3 separate regions of the Mus musculus genome follow, and regions 2 and 3 are each linked to region 1. The links are chromatin loops, found by intact Hi-C in ENCODE. Cell type or tissue: left cerebral cortex. All regions are shown on one strand.

Evidence for each region. Peaks named below come from ENCODE experiments on the same cell type or tissue, not always from the same donor. Only the 100,000 strongest peaks of a DNase experiment are listed, where the experiment ranks them.
Region 2: a loop joins it to region 1, with 3 times the contacts of the local background. A loop is called at or near these places in 4 of 42 quality-filtered maps.
Region 3: a loop joins it to region 1, with 8 times the contacts of the local background. A loop is called at or near these places in 4 of 42 quality-filtered maps.

Annotation. Positions count from the first base shown.
Region 1 is chr13:54,945,496-54,953,495 of GRCm38, forward strand. It overlaps Unc5a (unc-5 netrin receptor A), which reads left to right and starts at 3,916. Exons shown (of 16, transcript NM_153131.4): 1 at 3,916-4,236. The coding sequence starts at 4,167. Gm31313 (a long non-coding RNA gene) reads right to left here and starts at 740. Exons shown (of 4, transcript XR_873485.2): 1 at 454-740. In left cerebral cortex, CTCF peaks have their summits at 3,661 and 5,891; DNase peaks (open chromatin) are centred at 1,123, 3,232, 3,680, 4,404 and 3 more places; H3K4me3 peaks cover 4,074 bases; H3K27ac peaks cover 3,386 bases.
Region 2 is chr13:54,884,139-54,892,138 of GRCm38, forward strand. No RefSeq gene overlaps it. Among named protein-coding and RNA genes, the nearest start is that of Gm31188, 12 kb to the left of the region's middle. In left cerebral cortex, a CTCF peak has its summit at 6,068 (motif pointing left); DNase peaks (open chromatin) are centred at 765, 3,334, 3,674 and 4,072; H3K4me3 peaks cover 746 bases; H3K27ac peaks cover 1,271 bases.
Region 3 is chr13:54,996,421-55,004,420 of GRCm38, forward strand. It overlaps Unc5a (unc-5 netrin receptor A), which reads left to right. Exons shown (of 16, transcript NM_153131.4): 5 at 1-164; 6 at 773-940; 7 at 1,496-1,660; 8 at 2,916-3,104; 9 at 3,202-3,504; 10 at 6,046-6,133; 11 at 6,413-6,581; 12 at 6,763-6,996; 13 at 7,122-7,271; 14 at 7,358-7,522. Among named protein-coding and RNA genes, the nearest start is that of Hk3, 21 kb to the right of the region's middle. In left cerebral cortex, a CTCF peak has its summit at 4,171; DNase peaks (open chromatin) are centred at 3,309, 3,760, 4,214, 4,884 and 2 more places; H3K27ac peaks cover 1,332 bases.

The DNA of each region.
Region 1 (8,000 bases):
GGACAGAGTCCTAACCTGAGCATGCTGGGTGCTGTCCTTGGTCCTGGAACCGCTATCACAAGAGCATCCACGCCCTGTGCTAAGGTATTGCCTGCTAGTTTGCTTTCTATTGTTGTGATGGTGTGAACCACCGTGCCCAGCTTAGAGCAGATTTATATATATACATATATATATATGTATATAAAGGATAATTTCCTTTTTGGAAATAGGGTTTCATGCATCCTAGGGTAACCTCAAACTCACTATATATCTGGGAAGACCTGGCATGGGTCCTTCTGTCTCCACTTCATAGGTGCTGGGATTACAGGTTCCTGATACCTGCCTGGTTCTGCAGTGTTGGGGCTTTGAGCATGCTCAAACTTACTGACTAAGCTGCATACCCAGCCCTTACAAAGGATAATTATGTATCTTTTTTTTTTCTAAAGCAAATGACAGAAACCCAAATGGACTTACAATCAAAACAGTGACATACTGGCTGAGAGAACAGAAGGATCCAGGGGTATTCCTAGTAGCTCCAGAAACATTTCTGGATGACACAGCACAGTCTCGGGGCTCCCTTCACGCTTGGCTTCTCTGTCCATGCCTCAGCCTCAGGCATGTCTGCTCATTCAGCCAGAGCTTCATGTCCAGACTGTGTCCATGAAGAAAGTAACTGTTTAGTTCCAACCAGAGTTCCAGAAATGAGCCTCGGTGAATGGGCTCAGACCAGTGCTCACTCTGTGCCTGTCTCGGTAGTTCATGGGATCTTGGGTGTTGATCAGCAAGATAGAAGTTCGTTCCATGTTTTGGAACTGAGCGAGTAGAGCACATGAACTCTGTGCTGAAGGGCAGAAGGGCTGGTTCTTCAAATGAAACAAAGGGTGCTTCCAGGAGACGGAAGCTGGGTTCTCAGCAGTGGGATGAGCTACAGGATAGTGGAGTCAGAAGCTGAACTAAGTGGAGTGTTGCAGCCTGCAAAGCAGTCTTGAGTGGGAGGCTCCCTGATCTGTCCCCACCTCTGCCATCTGAGCCTCCACAGCAGGAGTGACACTGGCAAAGCATCTCTCCTCTTTCTCCTGGCTTGCCTGAGTTCCACTTAGAAAGGGACAGCTGAAGTGTCTCAGTGACTTAAAGGAGCTTGCCAATGTAACCAGCAGAGGATAAAGTGTTCAAGGGAGAAAGGCAAATGGAAAAGTCTGGAACGAAGGAACAGCTTGGCTTCTAGGAAACTGGGCCTAGGCACAGCTGCAGATGTGGGATGCAGTAAGATCCCACCCCATGGACAGGCTGTGCTGCAATAAGACTCCACCCCTCCACCCCCAAAAGGACAGGCTGTACATATTACTGAGTGCTGTTCGCTAGCTTCAGGTCCACCCTGCGTACTCTCTCAGGTAGGGTCCTGGTTGTGGGTAAGAGTAGCAGGTCCTCTTTCAGGCCAAGCCACTGTTTACTGTCAGGTGTTTCTCTAGAGTCCCTGTTTCTCTGTCTCCTTGGTAGCCTGGGCCCTTGAGTGAATATGACCAGGAACAGAAGAGCCACGATGGACAAATGAGAAATAAATCTTTGTTGATTAAAGCCACTGATACTTTGGGGACCATTTGTTACCATGACAAAACCTATTCTGACTGCTACACGGGCCTCTCTAGTCTAGATGGAAAGAGAGGGGCTAAGAACTGAGAAGAGAAGAGATTCCCCAATTCTAACCCCAAAGAAGCTTTAGGAGGAAGAAATGTATGGATCACGGGCCCAGAAATCAAACCTCCTGGGGCCCCTCTCAGCCAGCTTCGCAGTTCTGGGATAAGGCTGGTCCTTGCCTAACTCTCAGCTGCCTCATCTGTGTAAAGTGGAAATGTTGACTTAACGGGGTTTCATGTACTGCTTAGAGCAAACTACAGATGTAGGCAAGGGCATAGTACTATCCAATAAACACATTGTTACTTCCTCATGTACACCATGCCCTAATCGACAACGGCCTCCCTTCAGTGTCCAAACCCCAAGCCTTCAACATTTCTTCCACACTGTGAACCCAAATTCAGATCCAGGAGAGCACTGTAGGGGTATTAATAGAATACAGGAGAATAGCCTGGGCATACAACAACTGCTCTCACACACACACCACACACACTCACACCACATACAAAACATACACATACACACACACACACACACACTGGAGCAGCCTGTAGATCAGCTCTACTCTCTAATGTGTTTGTCTAAAAAGCTGAAGTTGGGGAGTATGATCATCTGGGTAAAAGAGGTTATAAATACACACATGTATTAAAAATCAATTTTAGGGCCACCAAGATGCCTCAGTGAATAATGGGGTTTGCTATCAAGCCTTACAACCTGGCTTTCATCCCCGAATCTCACATAAGGAGAGAAATGACAAGCTGTTTTCTGACTTCCACACAGGCACTATGCAACGCACTCACATGCACACGCACACACACGTGCACACACACACACATCTTTAAAAAAATTATTTTCCCAGACAACAGCTTCTATTGAAAATTGGTAAACAAAACCAATTGGCTCCTCCCCTCCCAACAGGCACCTAGAACAAGAGAGCCATTTCGATATGACCCTGTGCCCTGTCTCCCTGCCTGTCTGGCCCTGAGGCCCAAAATCTGTACATTCACATCTGGAGCTTTGGTTGTGAATAGAAACACACACACACACACACACACATATACATATGCAGATATACACATATACAAGAGAGCAGAATAAAGCAAAACATTTTTCATAACCTTCTCTATAAAAAGTGGGAAACAAAAGACAGACCGAGAGAGGGCCTCGTGTCTCAAGAAATATAGGAGAGCTCATATCTCTTTGTGGAAGCCAAGACCATTCTTATATCATCTGGCCTGCAGCACCAATTTATATTATCGATCGGCGCTGGAGGCGTTTGAGTGTGTGACCGTCTTCACCCTTCTCATTCTCCTCCTGGCCAGAAGTGGGACCCTCTCTTTCAGATCCCTCGCCCTGTGCACACCGAGAGCGTTTATTTTCCTTCTCTAGGGCAGCCTTCTGTTTATTTTAACCAGCTTAGGGAATGGGGGTGGGGAATAGGAGATCCTCCAGCGGTCATTCTGCTGGGATCCAGAGACGCCCCGTGACTTGCCCAAGGTCACAGAGCCAGAAGAATGTGACACTTCTATTCTACCCCAGGAGTTTGTAGCTCCCAAAACCCTTCTGGTTCCTGCATCACGCCCACGTCTCCAGCGCCGCGCGCGCTCGGGGCGCAAACAACACGACGCTCCTTACAGGCTGCGCTGCGCCCTAAGGTTGTTTCCTTTGGGCCAGCGGCGTGGAGGGATTAAGAAAGCCTGGGGCCACGCTGCTACGCTTGCCCCTGAAGCCCACCAGGCTGTCTTGGGGAGGCGGATGGTGAGACGGTGGGGGCCTGGCGGCTCCTGCGCGCCGGCTGGGCCCCGGGACCTCTCCTGCAGTCCCCCATCCAAGCCGCCCGCCAGCTGCCTACCACGGCGCGCTGACGATCTCGGAGCGCAGCCCGGAGGCAGGGGTGCAAGCAGGGACTGCAGCGGAACCTGCCTGGGGCACTCCAGAGTCGAGCTGCTCTCCGCAGGCTGGCGCTGCGCCGGGGTCGCCGCAGCCCGGGGCCCCTCCCGGGCCACCTGTGCGCCGACTGGCGGACCAGGGTGATGCCAGATCCGGAAAAGCAATCCACTCCGGGATCCAGAGTCCTGTCTCTGTCCCTGGAGACTGAGAGGGGTGGTGGGAGGCCTCCCCGCCCACTACCCCAGCTCCTCCCTGGGGGAGCCTCAGGCGTTGCCCGAAGGGATCCCCGGTGCAGGGGGTGGCCCGCGCTCGCAGCGCCGCCCGGCCCCTCCTCCCCCGCCCCGCCCCGCCTCCGCCCCGCTCCGCCGCTCCAGTCCGGATTTTGCGGCGCCCGCCGGCCCGCTCCCCGGCTGCGGGCTCCGCGCGGCGGCTGGCTCGGTGCGCGGCGCGGCTGGCGCTGCGCTCCGCCCCGGCTGCATTGCTGCGCTCCGGGTGCCCAGGGGAGCCACGCGCCGCGTGCGCCCCGCAGCCGGCCGCCCGGAGGCAGCGCTGTCCTCTGGCATGGGCCCCGGGGGCGCCCCGAGGTGGGGCTCTCGGCTGAGGCGCTGACAGCCTCTCTCCCGCCCGCGGGGCCCCTAGTCCAGCCCGCTCGTCCGCCCGCGGCCATGGCCGTCCGGCCCGGCCTGTGGCCAGCGCTCCTGGGCATAGTCCTCACTGCCTGGCTTCGTGGTTCGGGTGAGTCACGCCGCGCGCGCTCTGGGGAGGCTTGCGGGGGACCGTGCGCGCGAACGCTTAGCTCTGGGGAGGAGGTGGCCGTGACCTGCGCGGCCGACCCGTCTGGGAGCCCCCGGAGGCCAAACTTTGCTGGGCAGGACGCGGGGGCCGCCACTCGCTGCTGCGCAGCTTCCTGGTGCGCTCTCCCGGAAGCCTTGCTTCTGCCAAGTCCAGAACAGCTGTCAGCGCACGGGGCTGGCGAGTGTAGACGCCCCACGCCTCCGGGTGGGGGAAGTTTTTGCTGGTTTCACGGGCCCGGGAGAATGATGGGGGGGGGGGGGGAGCGCGACGGCAGTTTGAAATAATCCAGGAAAGACAAAAAGACAAGACTTGAAGGACTCAAGGCCATATGCTAGTGCTCAGAAAATGGGGTGTGTGTGTGGGGGGGGGGGGGGGTAAGACAGCTCTTCCAGGTAGGACTGCCCCAAACAGCCACTCACAATTTCTAGCTTGGCACCTGGCCTGTGCCCACGTCTAGAACATAGTGTCCTCCTCTGTCCCCACCACACACAGGCTTGCACACGCACACACTCAGGCGTGGAGGCATCCAACAGCCCTCAGCTCTTGCAGCCGGTAGTCAAAGCACTGGGGCCCCTGTGGTGGCCTGTGGTTCCTGGCCTCGCTGCTGGAGGTGGGAGGGGGGAAGAGGAGGGCGAAGGGGAGTTGTTTGCTGTTGGCTGTTGGTTGGCGGGCTCTGAGAACCTCTCAGAAACTCCACAGCCCTGCAGTCTCCCCGCGTGTCTTGTTGGCCACCCTAACCAGCCCCTTCATAACCTAGCCTTTTAGCCCACCTCCTTGCGTGAGAGGCCTGGGGGGGGGGGGAGGTTTTGTCTAATCTCCCAAAGCCCGCACCTAGACCGAGCTGTGGGGGTCCCTAATCTCCTGGCCCCTAAGGATTTGGCAGTGCTGAGCTTCTGGGTATTGGGAAGGGTGCCTGAGCAATTCTTGGTGCTTGATGCCCCCAGAGCCTGCTTCCCGGGAGGTGATCCCTAGGCTGGCAAGGCCAGTTTCTCCTAAGGGTGTGGATTTCTGAACTGCCAATCTAGAAAGACGAGAGCTCCGTCAAGGACCAGATGATTAAGGTCGATGGCTGGTTCCTTGAAGAGTCTCTGCGTACTGCATCCTTCACCCACCACTGCCTCGACTGCCCTCCCCATCCTGCCCCTTAAGTCCTCTACCTCGTCCCCCCTGCTCTGCCTCCTTCCCCTGTCAATGCACCCTAAATCCTCACTTTAACCAGCCCTTCTTCCTAATGGCCTCCCCTTTTAATCCTGACGAACCCTCAGATTGGGCTGCCTGCTGTTGGCTGTGTATTCATGTTGTATATGTTAGCTTTAGGGGTGTGAGTTGCAGGACTGGCCATAGTCATGAGCTGGGGGTGTCAGAGGAGGTGCTGCCAGACACTGAATGGGTCCCCAGGAAATGTTTACTGAGTTGCATGTGTGTGAGAGGGGCTGTGTGGTCAGAGCTGCATTTTGCCACGTGAGCACCTGGGTGGGAATGGTGTGGACTGACATGTGTCCTGGGTAATGGGGGCAGGGGGCACCACTGATGTGGCATGGGTAGTGCTGTCATGTGTACGGTCAGATGAGTACTAACATGCTGTATGCGTGTGGTAGTTGCATGGTACTGCACCAGTGAGCGTTACAGACAGGGGCGACAGACACTTGTAGGTGAGGGCACTAAAACCAGGAATGAAGGATTGCACTTCAAGAAGAACTGCATTGCCCATTGGCAGGACACCTGTTGGGGGCTGGCCTGAGGTTTCCCAGGGCTGACAGACAGGTGGGCATGAGTGCTTCAGAGCTACCTGGGATTAGAGCCTGTCTCGGGCATTAACTCTCTAGCCGTGAGAGGAGCTGCTGAAAGGTATGGAGGTAGGAGTGGCCCTACTTCTCAAAGAGAACACATCTCACCCTCCCCACACAGGCTCTGGGCATGTGTGGACAGATACCTAGGTAGGGCTGCCCCTGCCATGACCCTACTACATCCCTGCATCTGCTTATCAGTTCCTTGGCAACAGCAGCTGGTGAAAAATGTGTCTGTGAGTGGCTGGGGGGGGGGGGGAGAGTGGTCAACCAGGCAGTCTTGAGGGGTATGGCTGGATGTGTGTATGTGTGTGCGCTCACACGTGCAAGGTGGGGGTGGCTTAGGACTGCTGAGCCAGTGCAGACTCTGCCCACCCCCCAGGCCAAGCACCTATCTATCCTTTGTCACCCAACGTTACACACTACCACTCACAAAAGCCATCCCTCAGCACAAATGCACCTGGGCATACCCCGTCTGCGCCTGCACACACAGACACCCACCTGCCGTGACAGATTGTCCCTTTTATGCTCTGCCAGTTACACAGCCGGCCGGCACATGCAACTCCTTACCCTTCATGTCTTCTTGTCTTGGGTGCCCCCTAGACAGTACCATGGCTAGGGAGGAGAGGCAATGGGGGGTGGGGCAGGCTCTCCTGGAACGTATGAGCTGAGGGTCACCAGGCTCGAACATTGCCCTTGTCCCTCTCCCGCCCACCCCTGTTCCCGTCATTGGGGCTGCTGGACTTTCTGCCCACCTCCACTCTGGGCTGACAGGACTGTGGAGGAGGCCATCACTCTGGGGCAGAGAGCACCGTGTTCTTGCTTCTTGCACGTGGGGTAGGCTGCTGTAGATGCTTCGGGATAGAGCTGATCCTTTCCCTGGCCCATTTGTCTCTCTTACCCCCCCCCCCTTCTGCCCATGTTGCAAAAGGCTTTCTTCCAGGACGCCAGGATAAGTATTGACCTGGGTGCAAAAGCTCCAACCCAGAGGTCTGGGGACTGGGAGCAGCTACTTTTGACCCATGTCACATCCTTTTTCCTGCTTGGTGCTGCCACGAGTCTCAGGCTTGCAGGATTAAGCTATAGCTTGGGGTGCACAGCCCTTTTAGGTGAAGGCCCCAATGCTGCCACCTAGGAACCTGTTCTGTGCACACAAACGCCAGGCCCTCTCATGCCAAGCCACCAGGCTCCCATTGTCCCCTCTTCCCAGGAACCCTGTCATTGCTGCCTTCCCTCACCCCAGCCTAGAGGGGGTGGGAACTTTACTCTCTCCCTTGGCTCTCCCCTCTCCTTCACGCTTCACATCTAATCTGTCACCAAGTCATCAAGCTCAGTGTTACTTGTGACATTGCTGTGTCCCTAGCCTTCTCAGCTTCCTCCCATTCCCGTCTCCCACCTGGCTCACCATGGTGCCCCCCCCCCGCACTCATCCCCTCCTCAGCCGAAGGTCTCTGGAAGCGTAATGTGAGGCTCTCCAGGGCCCACAGGTAGAGCCTTAGCTCTGGACTGGGATGGGCATGGGGGAATGAAGGAAACACCTGATCGATGCACCCAGAGGTCGGCTGCATCGCTGGGCTTTGCCTGCTGCTGGGCTTAGCTCTAGCAGACTAGCTGTTTCCAGCTTTGCAGGATGTGGTGCCACCTGGCCTTGATAGTAGGCTCCCTGCTTGGCATCCTAGCTCCTTGGCTTTGTTCTGATCCTGGCTGGGCCACTTTATTGCTACTAGTCTTTCAATCTATCCAGCCTTGAGCTGGAGGTCTCCCCCAAAGCACCCCCAGTTCCTCCTCCACGGGGCTCAGTGATTTGCTCTGGGTAAGCTAAAGGAAGCCAGAAGCCTCTGGTCCTGAAGGTTCCTTCTCCAGTGTTTCCCCAATATAGCCATTGCCTGCAACATTGTATACCATGCTCTCTGCCCC
Region 2 (8,000 bases), 61 kb before region 1:
TCAGTGGTGACATCTCCAGGGGATCGGGGGCGGGGGTGGGTGTGGGTTAAGGGTGGGGGAAGTCCCACACCTGCAGCATTTTCAGAGAAGTGAAAAACGATTTCAGATTCCGTTTTCCCCATCTCTCTCAGCAATCCCCTGATGGTATTTTATCTGGTAAATAGAAGGTCTAGTTGTTATTCTCAATTATGATATTAATTCTCCCAGTGACCCTGGGCTACTCTCCTTCCCTCTCAGAGCCTGTCTCTCCCTGTCACCACCTGCTCAAGGACAAAAAGATGTTCTCGCTGCAAAGAGCAGACGGGGCCTCATTACCCAGCAGGCAGTGCAGGTAGAGCTAAGGGGTGGCCTGTGAGACCTGGGCCTTATTACCCAGCATGCAGTGTGGGCAGGGCTAGGGAGTGGCCCGTGAGAGGAGGGCAGATGTTCCCTCCCTTTTTGTGCCTGTTTAACACCACAGACCCTCTGCCCACCTTCCTATCTGGGCCTGCTTTCTCCCTCCCTCCCTCCCAACCCCTAGCAGCAAATTCCCAACCAGCTGGGCTCCAATCTCACGGCATGGGACTGCTTTAATATTATTTTCTTATTTTTCCCCAGCTATCTCCCCTCCTTGGGAGGCGGGGGACGACAAGGTTGCCACGGGTAATTGGCCTCAGATTTGTTTCCCTCAGCATTCACCGACTCCTCTCCCCTCTCCCTCTCGTTCCCCCCACCCACCTCCTTCTTCCCATGTGGTTTGCTAAGCCATCTGGAATTGGGCCCAGAATTCCCTTCTCCCCCATGTGTGAGCAGGTGTGAGCAGGGAAGGCTAGTCTGAGGGCCATGTGGGAGGCCCAGGCTTTCCCCAGCATGGGCCACTAGATTCAGAAAATGATCTCTTCAGTGACAAAGGGGGGAGGGAAAAAAAAACTCTCTGATAATAAACTGCAAAGACCCCAGGCTGACGATCTGCAAATAACATAAAAACACGTCCCCGGTGGAAAGTTTAATGAGTCTCGCTCTCGTTAGAACAGAAGACTAATTTTAAAGTATTGGTCACTGGGAAGGGAAGGGCATCAGTGGTGCTGGGGCTGCGGGCCAACCTGTAGAAGACAGGTCTTCAGAGCCGGAAGGATCTGAGAGTTCTCACAGGCAGAGCTGCCGGCCCCGTTAGCCCAGAGGCAGGAAGCAGCCTGTCTTATGGGATGGAGAAGCCAGGGACAGTGTCTGTAGGACAGGGAACTCTGTTGCTTGAGAAGACCTTCAAGACAGATCTGTACCAGAGACTCAGGCTACAGTCACAATCCTTAGCAACTCATGGGCCATCAGGCTGTGGCCAGCCATGGGCTAGAGCGAGTCTGAATGGTCCTGGGGTCCTTAGGCAAGGGCAGTGGCCAAGACTGAGCTAGAATTCCTGGAGCCCAAAGGAGAGCCAATGCCCACCCGAGATGGAAGGCTTTTAAGGTTTCAGAAACCAGTCTGGGCCAGCAGGAACCTCAGATGATGGTCAACACACAGCTGGTGGTGGCCCTCAGTGGCCCTTCCACAGAGCTGAGCCTTCCTTGCCCTGCAGCTTTAGCCTCATACACACAGACCTTGGGTCTCAAGAAAATGAGCTACTTGCACTTGAAAGTCTCCCCCTTGGCCAGCCACCTCCCCGGCCCCTCTGGGGTCAGCTTGGGTTGCAGACAGTTCCAGGAGCCTTGCAAGGCAGCCCTCATTCTGTGCTTGCACTGTAGCTGCGTGTAAGGAAGATGTTCACTGTACTTCTGACTTCCAAAGCAGGTGAGCAGGGAAAGGGGCAGGGAGCAAGTGGATCATACATCCTTCCCTCTCTGGCCCACCCTGGGGGAGGGGACTGCCCAGAGACTTGTCAAATGCCACTGGAGGGCGGCAGCCAATGTGGGCAAGCATTGCTTCTCACTTCAAAGCTGGGGCACAGGAAAGAACCTGGGGTGGCCACTGGGTGGTAGGGATGGCTCTGGAGGGAACATCATTCTGGGGCCCTCTGACCCAGTCCAGGATACCCTACTGAATGAATCCTCGTCACCCTGAAAAGGCCTGAGGCACGTGCAGACTCTGGGCCTCACTTTTTCCCTGCCCAGTTAAAGTTACAAGAGTCTGAGCCCTGGGAAAGAGTGACTCCAGTGAGTCTGCTGCTTCAGACACTGCCACACCGAGCTTCTGAGGCTAGAGTCTCCGTCAGCACCTCCTCCCCCATGCAGACCACCTAGCTCTAATGCTGGGGTCCCACCTCAGTGAGTGAGAGAGAAGTAGAGGGACTTCCCCTGTCAGTCTACTCTGAACCTTGTTCCCCAGGAAGAAGGCAGCATCTCACCTTAGCCCCATCCTCAGAGCAGCTCGGTGGAAGCTGCCTCAGAGGGAAGCCTGCCCTGCCTTGCCAGCTGTCACTAGGACCTGGGCAGTGGCATCTGCTATGGTGAAAAGGCCCTGCGGCCAGCACACAAGGCTTCAAGCTGGGCTTGACCATTTCACACAGATGTGACCGTGGCTCCATCCATTCTCAGCATTGGGACAATGCTGTCTCCCTGGTGGGAAGATTCCTGTTTTCCAGGGGCAGGACACAGACAATAAAATCACAAACAAATTAGTGAAGGAGACAGCTGCTGTAAAGGTGGCAAACACAGCCGCTGTGGCAGAGATGATGGTGAGGGGAGGAGCTGCCTCTCTGGCAAGGCAGCATTTGAGCTGCCCGAATGCCACGTTTTGATGTGGTGTAAACAGAGTTGGTACAGCCTAGGCAGAAGGAGCAACGAGTGCAAAGGCCCTGGGGTACAGGAGATTGTAAGGAAACAGAAAGGTGACTGATGGGACAGGAGCGTCAGGGGAAGGAGGAGGGGAGAGGTCGGCAGCAGGCAGCCGGTGCAGGGTCCTGGGGTTTATTTTGAGCAGATGGAAAAGTCAGCTTAGCTGGGAGAATGGAATGGGGGGTAAACTGAGGCAATCCCCGGATCCAGGTCAACACCAGTGAGCGTTCTCTTTGACTTATTGCCTGTGACAGCTCTACTGTGCTGAGTGGGACGCTCCAGTCACATGGAGACTTGGGGTCCCATGGGGACCAGGCCACCTAAACGTCAGGACGTGCCTGAGACCTCTGTGCATGGTGCCATGTGACAGTACAACACTCTTTGTTTCCTCGAACCTAAAATATGGGCTCTGCTTTGGAGAGCTCCAAGGTCCTCAGATGAGGTGACTCAGGGAAGGACAGAGCCCAGGCATTTGGGATCTTCCAGCAGGAGGGAGGCTTAGTGTTCCCGCCTCCAGGGATGGATTGACCAGCCATTTGCCTGATGGGTCTGCCAACCCTCTCTAGAGGCTTGGCTCAGGGGACAGGAGTGGGCTGAAAGGAGTGGGAAGGAAGGATGCAGAGGCAGTGCGGGAGGGAAGCCTTCTGTTGCCATGGAGGGAGCCGCAAGGTATTCTGGGATCAGCGTTCGCATTTTGGAGGGGCAGGGTCACGAAGGGTGGCCGGGGAAGGTGGGGGGAGCCAGGGTCGTTCTTCTATCCACAGGGCTTTTCCTGTATCCCGGAAGACAAGTGAGTCCTCACCCCCTTGAATGGGATCTGGAGCCTCTGCAGCAGGCCTGGTCACCCCACCACCATCCCGCCCCTCCCCCCATGGCTATCGCTTCCCTGTCCTGTTGGTCCGCCTTTTGTACGGAAGGTAGCAAGCAGCCCCTTTCCAGGAGGCCTGTTTGCCAGCACGACAGCAGCAAATTAGTGCTCTTAAAAGGCATTCAGCATTTATCCCGGCAAACGCTCACTCGCTGCGAAGGGGGCCTGTTGTGCCTTCTCCCCGAATCTGTTGAAAGGGGGGTTCGTAGCGCATCTTAATCGGCTTCCTTCCACCCACCACATTAAATGCATTTCATCTACTCTCGCAAATGGCTAATTTTGAAAATCCGCTTATCAGAATTAGGTCCTCAGCAGCCATATTTATTTACAATTCATTTTCATAATTTTTTTGTCCCCATGTGTGTGTGAGTGAATTATGTTTTCTATTGTCTGGCTGTATCTCACAGGTCCAGGGTGGACAAGGGCCAGGTTAGGAGCAGATTGGATGTGGGGGTGAGGCAAGGTTGCCAGGGTGGGCTTAGGGATGAGCTTGAGAAGAAGAGAACGAATGTCCTAATGAATCCCAGGCTCCTGGGGCAGGCTTCCCTTAGACCAGGGTAGCTGGGACCAACCGGGAACAGAAGACACTGTTCCCAGTGTCTTCCCGGGGAACAAACACCAGCTCGATGCTCACACATCCCAAGTGCTGGGAGAGAGCTAGCTACATGGTAGAGCTAGGAAAACTCATGTCCAAACCACACACTTTCTCCTCGGCATCTTACTATCAACTGTTCAAGGGATGGCTTCCCTGTCTGAGTGCAGGCAAATAGGGCATAGCTGTGAGAAGCAGAGTCAAGGGAGAGGTGGGAAGAGGGCTTGCACAAGCTTGCCATAGAGATTCCGTACTTGGCTTTCCTAACTACAACCAAACTCTGACGAGTTAATGGGGGCAGCTAAAGAGCCGTGAAGATCAGCAAGGCCATCTGTCCTTTTGTGATTCATTTACAAACTTGTCGCCTGACTCCTTATATAAGGGTGTATTCAGAACATGCTAGAGCCAAAAAGTATATAACAACAGCAACAACAACAACAACAACCTGCTTTTCTGTTGACCTTTCCGGGGGACCTCCTTAGTCAGTGCAATTCTGTAGAATATGAGATGGAAGGACGAAGAAGGTCTGCTTCTGGTTCCCTGTGATCTTGGGAAGAAAACACCCCAGAACAACACATCCTTAGCATTTACCAAGGGGGAGATTAACAGACAGCTGCATTACTTAAAAAAAAAAAAAAGATTCGGTAGAAGAAAGCAACATTGTTTCAGTTGAAATAGAAACTCCTCAGATACATCTTGGCTGTTGAGCTTTGAGTTGCATTTGCCTGCAAACCTGCATCCAAGGCTTCGGGTCTGTCTCACTGCCACGTGACCTTGGGAGTCTGGAGCCTTCAGATCCTCATCTGTAGAATGGGCTGGGTGCTTGCGACACACACCTCCCAGGACAGTGTGAAGGATGAAGTTAGTGCTGCGGGGTGGTGCTTTCTGTGCCAGATTTGATGTGGACACACAAGTAACAATTGAACGGGAATATGAGGGCTGGGCATCGGGTAGCTCAGTGATAGAGCACTTGCCTGGCATCTGCAGAGACATGGGTTGGAAGATCCAGCTACACACACACACACACACACACACACACACACACACGCACAACTACTGTGTATACATTTGCCCAATCAAACTCAGGAAATATACTCAGTGATAGAGGATAAACAAACGATCTATTTTTCACCATAAAAAGGATAGCCATACAACACCCCAAAAGCTCACAGAGCAGTGGGTTCCCGGCCCTGGCACCAGGAGCTGGGAGAATAGCAAAGTAGACAGCCGACTTTGTCAAGGTGGGATCTTCCTTCACTCCCCTCTTCAACCTCCTGCTTCTCTCTGGAATTGAATGGTGTTCTCATACAAATTTTACGTAGATCCTGGATTGAACTTAGGTCTACAGTGAGCACCTTACCCATGGAGCAATCTCACTGGCTCAATAACTTGTTTGGAAGAAATAAAATCTCATTTAACCCCAGGTGAGAAGTTGTGTGGTAGTGGTAGAGAAGGAAGCGTTGGCATAGGCTGTTGTGTGCACATGCGCATTAGGGGAAGTGCCTGTAGTGCATGCTGGGAGATTTGTGAATGAGCCTCATGTGCACAAAAGCATTCATGGCAAGGGTGTGGCTCAAGGGAGAGATGGCTGTGGTAGGAACAGATCCTCTAGTGTCCACATCGAGTCAGGATCCCTCTTCTGGGAACTGAGATTGGGGAAGGGCGGCTGAGAAATCAAGGGAGCTGGTTGAGTTGTTTGCATATTCTTTACCATGAATTCTCAAAAAAAAAAAAAAAAAGTATAGGGCACTAGAGAGATGGCTCATCAGTTAAGAGCACTGTTTGCTCTTCCAGCGGACCCAAATTCGTCCCAGCACCTACATGGTGGCTCACAACCACTTATAACTCCAGTTACAAGGGACCTGACGCCCTCTTCTGGCCTCTGTGGGCACTACATTCATGTGGTACATAGACATACCGACAAAACACTTTATGTTTATATATAAAATAATAAATAGTTTTAGGACTGAAATGAGATATGGAAGGCCAGGCCATGATAGGATTCCCTAGGGTTGTGCTTGTGTGTGTTTGTGTGTGTGTGTGTGTGTGTGTGTAAACCAGGGTGAGCTATGAACACCAAAGGACCACCGAGCTCAGAGGTTTGTGTACAGCGTCTAGGGCTGGCCATACCAGGCCTGGGGACCTAGGCCTTTAAATGAGGACCAGCAAGGACAAACTGCAGACCCAGAGAGAGGTGAAAACTCAGCAGGGCTGAGATGCTGGTGTCATCAGGACGGGGACGGGAAGGCAGGTTTGTACCATCCCAGGTATTTATAGTGTTATCTGCTGGGCTTGAAAGCTGAGTCAAGCTGCATTTAAAATACAGAATTACATTCTGGTGGAAAGAACCAGGTCCCTTATTAATAGAAGGCAAAATCCCAGAGGGAGGCTCCCATGTGGAGGTGCAAGCTGGGGCAGCCAATCCTGGCTTAACAAGTGTATGCTCTTCAGATCTTACCTCTCTGTACACAAGGGTTTCCCCCAGATGCAGCCTTTTGTTCTAAAACTCTCGTTCAAGCAGGTTAAACATCTCTTTCCCTGGCTGGTGGGGTCAGAGGAGGCTGAAAGAGATGGCTCAGCAGCTTTGAGCACTGGCTGCTCTTGCAGGGGACTCAGATTTGGTTCCCAGCACCCACGTGATAGCTCGCAACCATCTGCTTCCCTCTTGCAGGGGATTCAACATCTTCTCTCGACCTCCATGGACACCAGGCATGCTTGTGATGCACACACATGCACACATACAAGACACTACATCACATTTTAAAAAAGCAAACTAAAACAAACAAACAAAAACACAGCAAACTCCTTGGAATCCTTTAGCATATCTAAGTAAAGCTGAGGTTAAAACATATTTTGCATGTATGTGTGCCCATGTGTGTGGGTGTGTACACACACAGATGCTGCCTCTCATTAAAGCTTTTGGGAGAACTAAGAACATTGTTCTATATGGTTTATTCTACTCCTTCATATTTATTAGACCAACATTTTTTTATGAATAACAAAAAAACCCAACCCAAACTAGCTCATCTAGGAAAAAATATGCATATGAATCCATGATAGGAAAAACATCAAGGTGACCTTCAGAACAGCTGGATTTGGGCCTCCAGCAAGGTCTTTAGGGCTGTCACGGTTAATTCATCATTAAGCTGGATGGATCTGGAGTCCCCTGGGAGGCATATCTCCTGGCATGTCTGTGACAGCCCTTCCAAAGCTTTCAGGCTTACCTGAGGAGGGAGCACCCACCCTGAAAGTGGGTGAGAGTCCCCTTGGGGAAATGGGAAAGAACTTGTGCCAGCTGCTTTCCAGATGTGAGGAGTCTTTAAAAAAAGATTTATTTATTATTATAAATAAGTACACTGTAACCTCATTACGGGTGGTTGTGAGCCACCATTTGGTTGTTGGGATTTGAACTCAGGACCTTCAGAAGAGCAGTCAGTGCTCTTAACTGCTGAGCCACCTTTCCAGTCCTGGATGTGAGGAGTCTTAACTGGATACTTCTGCTGCCAAGGGCTCACATTGTCTTTCTGGCCATAATGGACTATGAGCTTTTAAACCTTGAGCCAAATAAACCCTTCATTCCGTAAGCAACATTTTGTCGTGTGTCCTGTTATAGCAACAAGGAAAGTAATGAACCAGGTTCTCAACTCCTCTCTCTGTCTGTCTGTCTGTCTCTCCCCACCCCCTCCGTGCCCCAGGTTCCAGGTCTGCTTCTAAAGGATTAGCTTCAGTCTTAAACACAGGGGCCTTTCTCAAGGCTGTGGGTACCACCTTCTGGATTCCTGCGCACAATCCT
Region 3 (8,000 bases), 51 kb after region 1:
TGAGGACCTCGTGGACCCCTCCCTCGACCCCAATGTGTACATCACACGGGAGCACAGCCTAGTCGTGCGGCAGGCCCGCCTGGCCGACACTGCCAACTACACCTGCGTGGCCAAGAACATCGTGGCCCGTCGCCGAAGCGCCTCTGCGGCCGTCATTGTTTATGGTGGGTCCTGGGCTCCCCAGTCACAGGAAGAGGTACTGAGGTGCCAACAGGGACTTGGTGTGTGGCTCAGAGGACGGAAAGGCATGGAGCAAGAACCAGGCTAACCAGACAGTGGCTTGACTAGGAAAGAGAGCAGAAGTGTATCTGGGCAAAGGGATGGGACATGTGGGTCACTTGTGAGTGGGGAGCATGGTGCAAGAGACGAAGAGACAAGAGGAGGCTCAGAGGGACGTAACACATCAACCTTGGGCGTCTCAGTCCCCGAAATGGGAGAGAGCGCCTCAGAATGAGACGCCTTCCTCCCCCAAGAGCAGAAGGAGGTCGGATAGGAGCTGCCCTGCGAGAAGCTGGGTTCTAGCTGGAGGTGCCCTGTGACCTGTAGTTTAGTCTGGCCACCCTGACACTTGCCAAGAGTAGAGTATCTGAAGGCTCTGCCAGCCCCTGGGGCCCAGCAGCCTAGGCTTGGTCCTCCTCAGGGTTTCTCCAGGCACAGGAGCAGCCCACTCACCCCGAGCTTATAAGAACTTTGCCCTCCTGCCCCATCCCTTGGCCCAGCATGTCTGAGGAAGCCCCCGCTCCCTGACCCCAGTCCTTCTCTGTCCGGCCAGTGAACGGTGGGTGGTCGACGTGGACCGAGTGGTCCGTCTGCAGTGCCAGCTGTGGGCGTGGCTGGCAGAAACGGAGCCGGAGCTGCACCAACCCGGCACCTCTCAACGGGGGCGCCTTCTGTGAGGGGCAGAATGTCCAGAAAACAGCCTGCGCCACTCTGTGCCCAGGTACCGGCAGCCACCGACTCCTGCATCGTTCCTCACCACGCCATCTCCGTGGCCTGGCTCCATCGCACCCACCAGCCTGCCCGCCCCCTCCCCCATGGCTCCATCCCACCCGCCTGCCACACACAGGGCCAGGCTCAGTCTGAGGTGGGGATCAGGGTGCAGTGTGGTCAGAGTCAAGGGCTCGGTTTAGGGTCTAAGGTGCAGTTTTAGGACAGGATCTAGGCTCCGCCTGGGGCTGCACAATCCACCTGTGCCTGGACCAGAAGGGCCATCATGTGACTAGGAGCCCTTACCGCCTCAGGACAGGGACAGCCTCCCTGGGTTGAGAGAGCCGAGCAGGCCCCAGCATCATTGCGTCTCCTTGTCATTAGCATGTGTCATCAAGGCTAGCTGGACACTCAAGGTCCGACCGATCAGAGGGCCTGACCCTGGCATTGTACCCAAGCCCAGGCCCTGCCTGGTCCAGATGACTAGCGGGGCCACCCAGGCCAGCCACCCAGGCCAACCTCCTAAGCTGACTGTCCCATTCCCTCTCTGCCTGTCTCTCTTGTTCAGTGGATGGGAGCTGGAGCCCATGGAGTAAGTGGTCAGCCTGCGGGCTTGACTGCACCCACTGGCGGAGCCGGGAGTGCTCCGACCCAGCGCCCCGCAACGGAGGTGAGGAGTGCCGGGGTGCTGACCTGGACACCCGCAACTGTACCAGTGACCTCTGCCTGCACAGTGAGTCTTCTCTGCCCCAGGGCTCACCTCCGTCTGACAGCCCTATGGGCTGTGGTCAGGGCAGCCACTCTCCTGCCTGTGTCTCTCCAAAGCTTGGGAGCCCAGGGGTCCCTTTCATCTCTAGCACACTCTTCCCTGTTACACAGACACACCACCTTCCCCCTGAGACACATGCAGATGTGAATCTTGACCCCTGTACATCCAACTGCTCCCCCGCGGCTTTGAAATTATCCCGTTCCCCAAGCTCACACATAAGTCCTGTGGGGGTGCTGGGCTTGTGAGGCCTGTTAATTACAAGGCCATAACTAACAATTAAAGATCTCTGTTGGATTGTTTTTTTCCTTTAGACTACACCCTCCCCTGTTCTTTCAATTAAAAACCTAATTATCTGTGTCAATTCCTTTCTGATGGACATTTCTTCCATTATGCAAAACTCTTAAAAATCGATAGTGCTTCCTCCAAGCAGTTGGTCCCCCACCCACCCCAGTTTCAGGGCTGGTGGTATACACAAGGGCTCACACTGTCCTGGAAACACCTGAGAAACTGACCACCCATGTATCTGCCTATTTTCTATTTCTATAATGAACTAGCAAAAGAAATTTATTAGTTTTAGAGGCTCAAATTCCAAATAGCGTGATGCTGGCTCTGGTAAATGTGCCTTCTACCCCAAGCCACATTTCTTGGTGGCAGATAGCACCATGTCAGTACTGTAGACAAGAGAGAGATCACGTGTCAGGAAGAGAAAAAGACAGACACAGAGACAGGTAGACACGGAAAGATGGACAGCCCCATGGTCTAAGAGCAGCACTCATAATGATGTAATGCCTCCCCACTGGGGCCCACCTCCTAAAAGGCCCCACTGCTGCTCATATTGCCACAATGGGGACCACACCTGTCAATATGAATCCTTAGGCAGGCATGTGCAAACTATAGCACCATACTTAGGGTCTCTCAGGAGTTCACCTTGCCCCAGACACCCTGACCCCCAGCCTAGGAGCCAAGGATATACCACCACTCACCCCGGTGAAGTAGCTCTTCCCCTGCTCCACTCTGCCTGTGAGGGTGTGACTTGCTCAATCCCAAGCAAGGTTGTGGTGGGTATAGAACTAGGATGTACCCACCAATACCACGCTCCCTGCCACGTGCCCACTGCCCAGGGGGTGCTGAGATCCTATTCTCCTGGGGATAAACCATGGGCCTCTCCTCTGAAGCCTCTACATCCCTGCCATTCTCAAGACCACACTTTCTCTTGCAGCCTCTTCCGGCCCCGAGGACGTGGCTCTCTACATCGGCCTCGTCGCCGTGGCCGTGTGCCTCATCTTGCTGCTGCTGGTCCTCGTCCTCATCTACTGCCGCAAGAAGGAAGGACTGGACTCAGACGTGGCTGACTCATCCATCCTTACCTCAGGCTTCCAGCCTGTCAGCATCAAGCCCAGCAAAGCAGGTGAGGTGCCACCTACCCCTGCTCTCCTGCCTGAGCACCCCCAAGGCAAGGGCTGTTGATGGGGGAGTCGCTACCTGAATCCATCTTTATCCTGTAGACAATCCCCATCTGCTCACCATCCAACCGGACCTCAGCACCACCACGACCACCTACCAGGGCAGCCTGTGTCCCCGGCAGGATGGACCCAGCCCCAAGTTCCAGCTCTCTAATGGTCACCTGCTCAGCCCACTGGGCAGTGGCCGCCATACGCTGCACCACAGCTCCCCCACCTCTGAGGCTGAGGACTTCGTCTCCCGCCTCTCCACCCAAAACTACTTTCGTTCTCTGCCCCGCGGTACCAGCAACATGGCCTATGGGACCTTCAACTTCCTCGGGGGCCGGCTGATGATCCCTAACACAGGTAGGCCCCTAGAACTCCCCAGAGAACATGAGAGGTAAGACTAGTCTTGTCATCTTTTCGTCCCAGAGTGCACCAGCCTCGTGCAGAGTGGCCCAGTCTGGCCAGTATAGGAAAGGATGCAGTTGGCGCTATAGCAAAGCTGTGGAAAGGGTCTCCTTGTTGCTTGTGGACACGAAAGGATTGTATGTTCATTTATCACACAGTCAGCCTTACATGTTGATAGGTGCTGCATCGGGCCCTAACACCAGACCCCAGAGGCTCACAAAACAAGACAGCAGAGCACCCCTTAGAACCTGCCCCCTCCCAGCGTCCTCCATCTCATCCACCACTCCACAGAAGTGCCTCAGACAGGGTCCCTGAGACCTCTTGTTAGAAGATCCACAGACCCTCCAAAGGCCATCTTTGGAGAAATCTCTGCAACCTCTGACAAGGCTGACCACCCCACTCTGACATTCTCTGTTCCCTCTCCTTAGGTGACCCCACATACTCCTGTTCTTGCCCATCCCTGGCTGTTCCGGTATAGGCGTTCCTCAGGGATACCCCTCCCCAACCCACCCCCACTTCCGCCCGTGCCATTTCTGAGTGATCTCACCTACTCCTCCATCCCAGCCCCCAGTTCTTGCAGAGCATTGGAACTCTGCATTCAGCTGCCTCTTGGACAGCTCCATCTGCCTGTCTCACAGCACCTCGGAGTCTTTGTGCCGAAAACAGAACCGTCTCCCACCCTTTCTCTCAGCTACCTCCTCCCTGGCTTTCCCCGGCTCACGGTTGGCACAGTGTCATTGCTTAAGCTAGAAACTGGCCTGGGGTCACCTTGGGCTCCTGCTCTTTCTATTCCCACCCCCTCGCTATAAGTCAGCTGTATCACATGATGTTGCATGCTCCCCCTTCCCAATAGCTCCTGTCTCCTCCTGCTCCTCATCCTGCCCTGGTGCGTCACCACACCCAGGCTAGCACCTCCCTTACCTCAACCGCGGCATCTACACATTTACTGAATGAATCTAGAGTTGATTATGCCCCCTCCCCACTCAATCCCTTCTAAGGTTCCCAGTTGCTCTCTACAGAGCCCCAGTGACAAGGCTAATGCAACCCACCCACTGCTGGCTAGCCGCTGTGTGCTTTTCCCTCCTATATGCAGTTCTGTATGTGACAGCCCCTACAGACCTTTGGCACCTGAACACATGACACTGTCCCTGGCTCATAAGTAATGGTCTTTCTACCTTTCCTCCTGGCTCATCTGTTGTTGCTGCCTGTGCCTCATACACCCCTCAGGACAGGGCATGAGAAATTCTCATAGCTCAGTGAAGTGAGCTGGTCCCTGTTAGCTGTAACAAAAAGGCAGACAGATGGTGGGTATTCCGTGGCCCCTGCAGTGTGCCCACCCCTGTGTCCCTCTCTGTTGTCTAGTTGCCTCTCTCCTTGCTGGACTGAGAAAGCTAGCGCCCTTTTTCCTCTTAGCTTTCTGAGTGGCCAGCATGAGTATTCAATCTTGAATACTACTCTCCAGCAGGCATTCACACCAGGAGGTGTGTGACTGCCCCCGACTCCAGGCAGCATCAGGTTCTACGGTCAGCACAGGTTAGTGAAGGAAGCAAAAGATTCGAGCACATGGGTTCGAGCTGTCTGTGAGACAGCTCGGTGGTAAGACCCATCACTCGGTGGTAAGACACGGACAGGTACACATCGTAGAGCACACTTAAACCACTCGACAGCTTCAGTGTCGGGAGGCTGTGTGACCCTATGGAACCATCACTGTGAGTTTGTAGAATATAAGTGTCCTTACATAGCCCTTGAACAGCCTGAGAGTCCAGCCCAGCAAACAGTGGAGCTATCTGCTGTTTTAGGGGCAAAGTCACAGAATGTCTCCCCTTTTCCTGCCCTCAGAGCAGGACCTCAATGCTGCTCTCCGTGATGTCTCAGCCCTGCCCTTGCTGTCTCCACTACAAAACTCCCCTTCCTCCACACACTGATACCACTCCTGGGGCAGAGGCGCATCAACAGACCAGGAGGACATTGGAGCCGTAGATCTTGGCCCTTGAGGGCTATTATAGACCTGCCCCCCATCCCCGCAAGGATGGAGACAATGACAGGAAGAGACCAGTTCTTAGAGGGGACAGGACTAAGGGGGGAGGAGCTTGAGCAAGACCAAAGGCCCCTGTTCTGGAACCGCTGAACGTAGCAAAGTTGGGCAGAGGGACCGACTGCTGGGATGACAGTCAAGAGCCTTCCATGGCAGGCCTGGAAGATGGGGAAGGTTTTAAGCAGAAAGTACCCTGGTCCCAAAGAACGGAACAGGATGTAGGACGCACTTCCTTGGTGTCTTCTTGCCCTACTTTAGCTTCTAGCTGGGTTGCCTCAGATGTTCTTGGAGTCTCCCTGACTCAGAGTCGTGCCTATGTGGGTGGTGGACAGTATGGCAGTCCTTGAAACACCTCTGTCCCCAGACAAGGGCGTCTGAAGAGGAAACTCGTGGGTCTGGCTAGTTCCTGGGTAGTTATTGGGTATCTGTAGCCACAAGCCGTGACCCCTCTGCTTTTACAGGAATCAGCCTCCTCATACCCCCGGACGCCATCCCCCGAGGAAAGATCTACGAGATCTACCTCACTCTGCACAAGCCAGAAGACGTGAGGTGTGTGCCCTGCCTGCTGTGGTGGTGGGGGGGGGGGGAGGGCACCGTCTGCTGCTCCTATCGCTGGAACCACCCCAATTCCCCGCCCAGCACTGCTGTACCTGTTCTGACCTGGCCCGAGGGAGCACAGGGGATGAGGCGCACTTAAGCTCACCCTGATTTGCAACTTCCGTCCTTACGGTGTCAACCACCCCACTGCAGAGTCTGTCTCCTAACCCCACGGTCTCTAGGACTGGCCACTGACGCCTTTCCCTCTCCACCCATGTTTCCCCACTTGAGGTTGCCCCTAGCTGGCTGTCAGACCCTGCTGAGTCCTATCGTTAGCTGTGGGCCCCCAGGAGTCCTGCTCACCCGGCCAGTCATCCTTGCCATGGACCACTGCGGGGAGCCCAGTCCCGACAGCTGGAGCCTGCGCCTCAAAAAGCAGTCCTGTGAGGGCAGCTGGGAGGTGAGTTGGGAAGACTACCTGAGGCCACCCAACCAAATCACTGGCCCCACACTGGGCATGGCCTCCCATTCCTTTGGCAGCTATGTGGTCTCGAGTCTCCCCAAACTGAGCTGAGGGTGGCCCGGAGGCTCTAAGGACTCCTAAGTTGGTTAGGCACTGACCCACAAGGCCCCGCCCACAGGACGTGCTGCACCTTGGTGAGGAGTCGCCCTCTCATCTCTACTACTGCCAGCTGGAGGCCGGGGCCTGCTATGTCTTCACCGAGCAGCTAGGCCGCTTTGCCCTGGTGGGAGAGGCCCTCAGCGTGGCTGCCACCAAGCGCCTCAGGCTCCTTCTGTTTGCCCCTGTGGCCTGTACGTCCCTCGAGTACAACATCCGAGTGTACTGCCTGCACGACACCCACGATGCTCTCAAGGTACTGCCGCGCACAGCCCCATTGGCGGACCACCCAGCCCTTGGCATCCAACTGCCTTGTCTTGGGGGTGACAGGGAGGGTTTGCTCCTACCGTCGGGCCTTGCTGACCACCCCGGGCACTGCAGGAGGTGGTGCAGCTGGAGAAGCAGCTGGGTGGACAGCTGATCCAGGAGCCCCGTGTCCTGCACTTCAAAGACAGTTACCACAACCTACGTCTGTCCATCCACGACGTGCCCAGCTCCCTGTGGAAGAGCAAGCTCCTTGTCAGCTACCAGGTGAGACCCTGAGCCCACGACCAGAGCGCTCCAGGGGCTGCTGGCGCTGGGCACGCTTGACGCCTCCTCTTTGCCCCTCTCCATAGGAGATCCCTTTTTACCACATCTGGAATGGCACTCAGCAGTATCTGCACTGCACCTTCACCCTGGAGCGCGTCAATGCCAGCACCAGCGACCTGGCCTGCAAGGTGTGGGTGTGGCAGGTGGAGGGAGATGGACAGAGCTTCAACATCAACTTTAACATCACTAAGGTGGGCGACAAGATGGTGTGCTCCTAGTACCGACCATCCCAGGCAGGCTCCACCTCTGCGCGTAGCTGCCCACCAGCCACCGGCCTAACTTGAGCTGCCCCTTCTAGCTTCTTCCAAGTTTCTGGGGACATAGGTGTAGGTGCTATATGAGGAGCGGGAGGAGGTAGAGTTGTCCTGGGGGCTCTGGAGCGCTTCCCCAAAGAGGGACTTTGCACCGGGCCCCAAAGGATAGGCAGGAGCGGGAATCTGACAGACTGCAGGGTTGGGAGAAGGCATTTGGGGCAGCAGGCACTGAGCTGAGAGCATAGCCATGGATGGTCAGCAGAGCAATAGTGTGGGGAGCAGGGAGGTGTTCTCCGTCACCAACTGTGGCCAGGTGACTTCATCTCTGAGATCTAAAGAGTAAAGCCCTGGTGTACCAGGGAGAGGATGCCCTGCTGCCCCCATTGTCTGGGGTTATCTGGAAACTCCCCTGGCC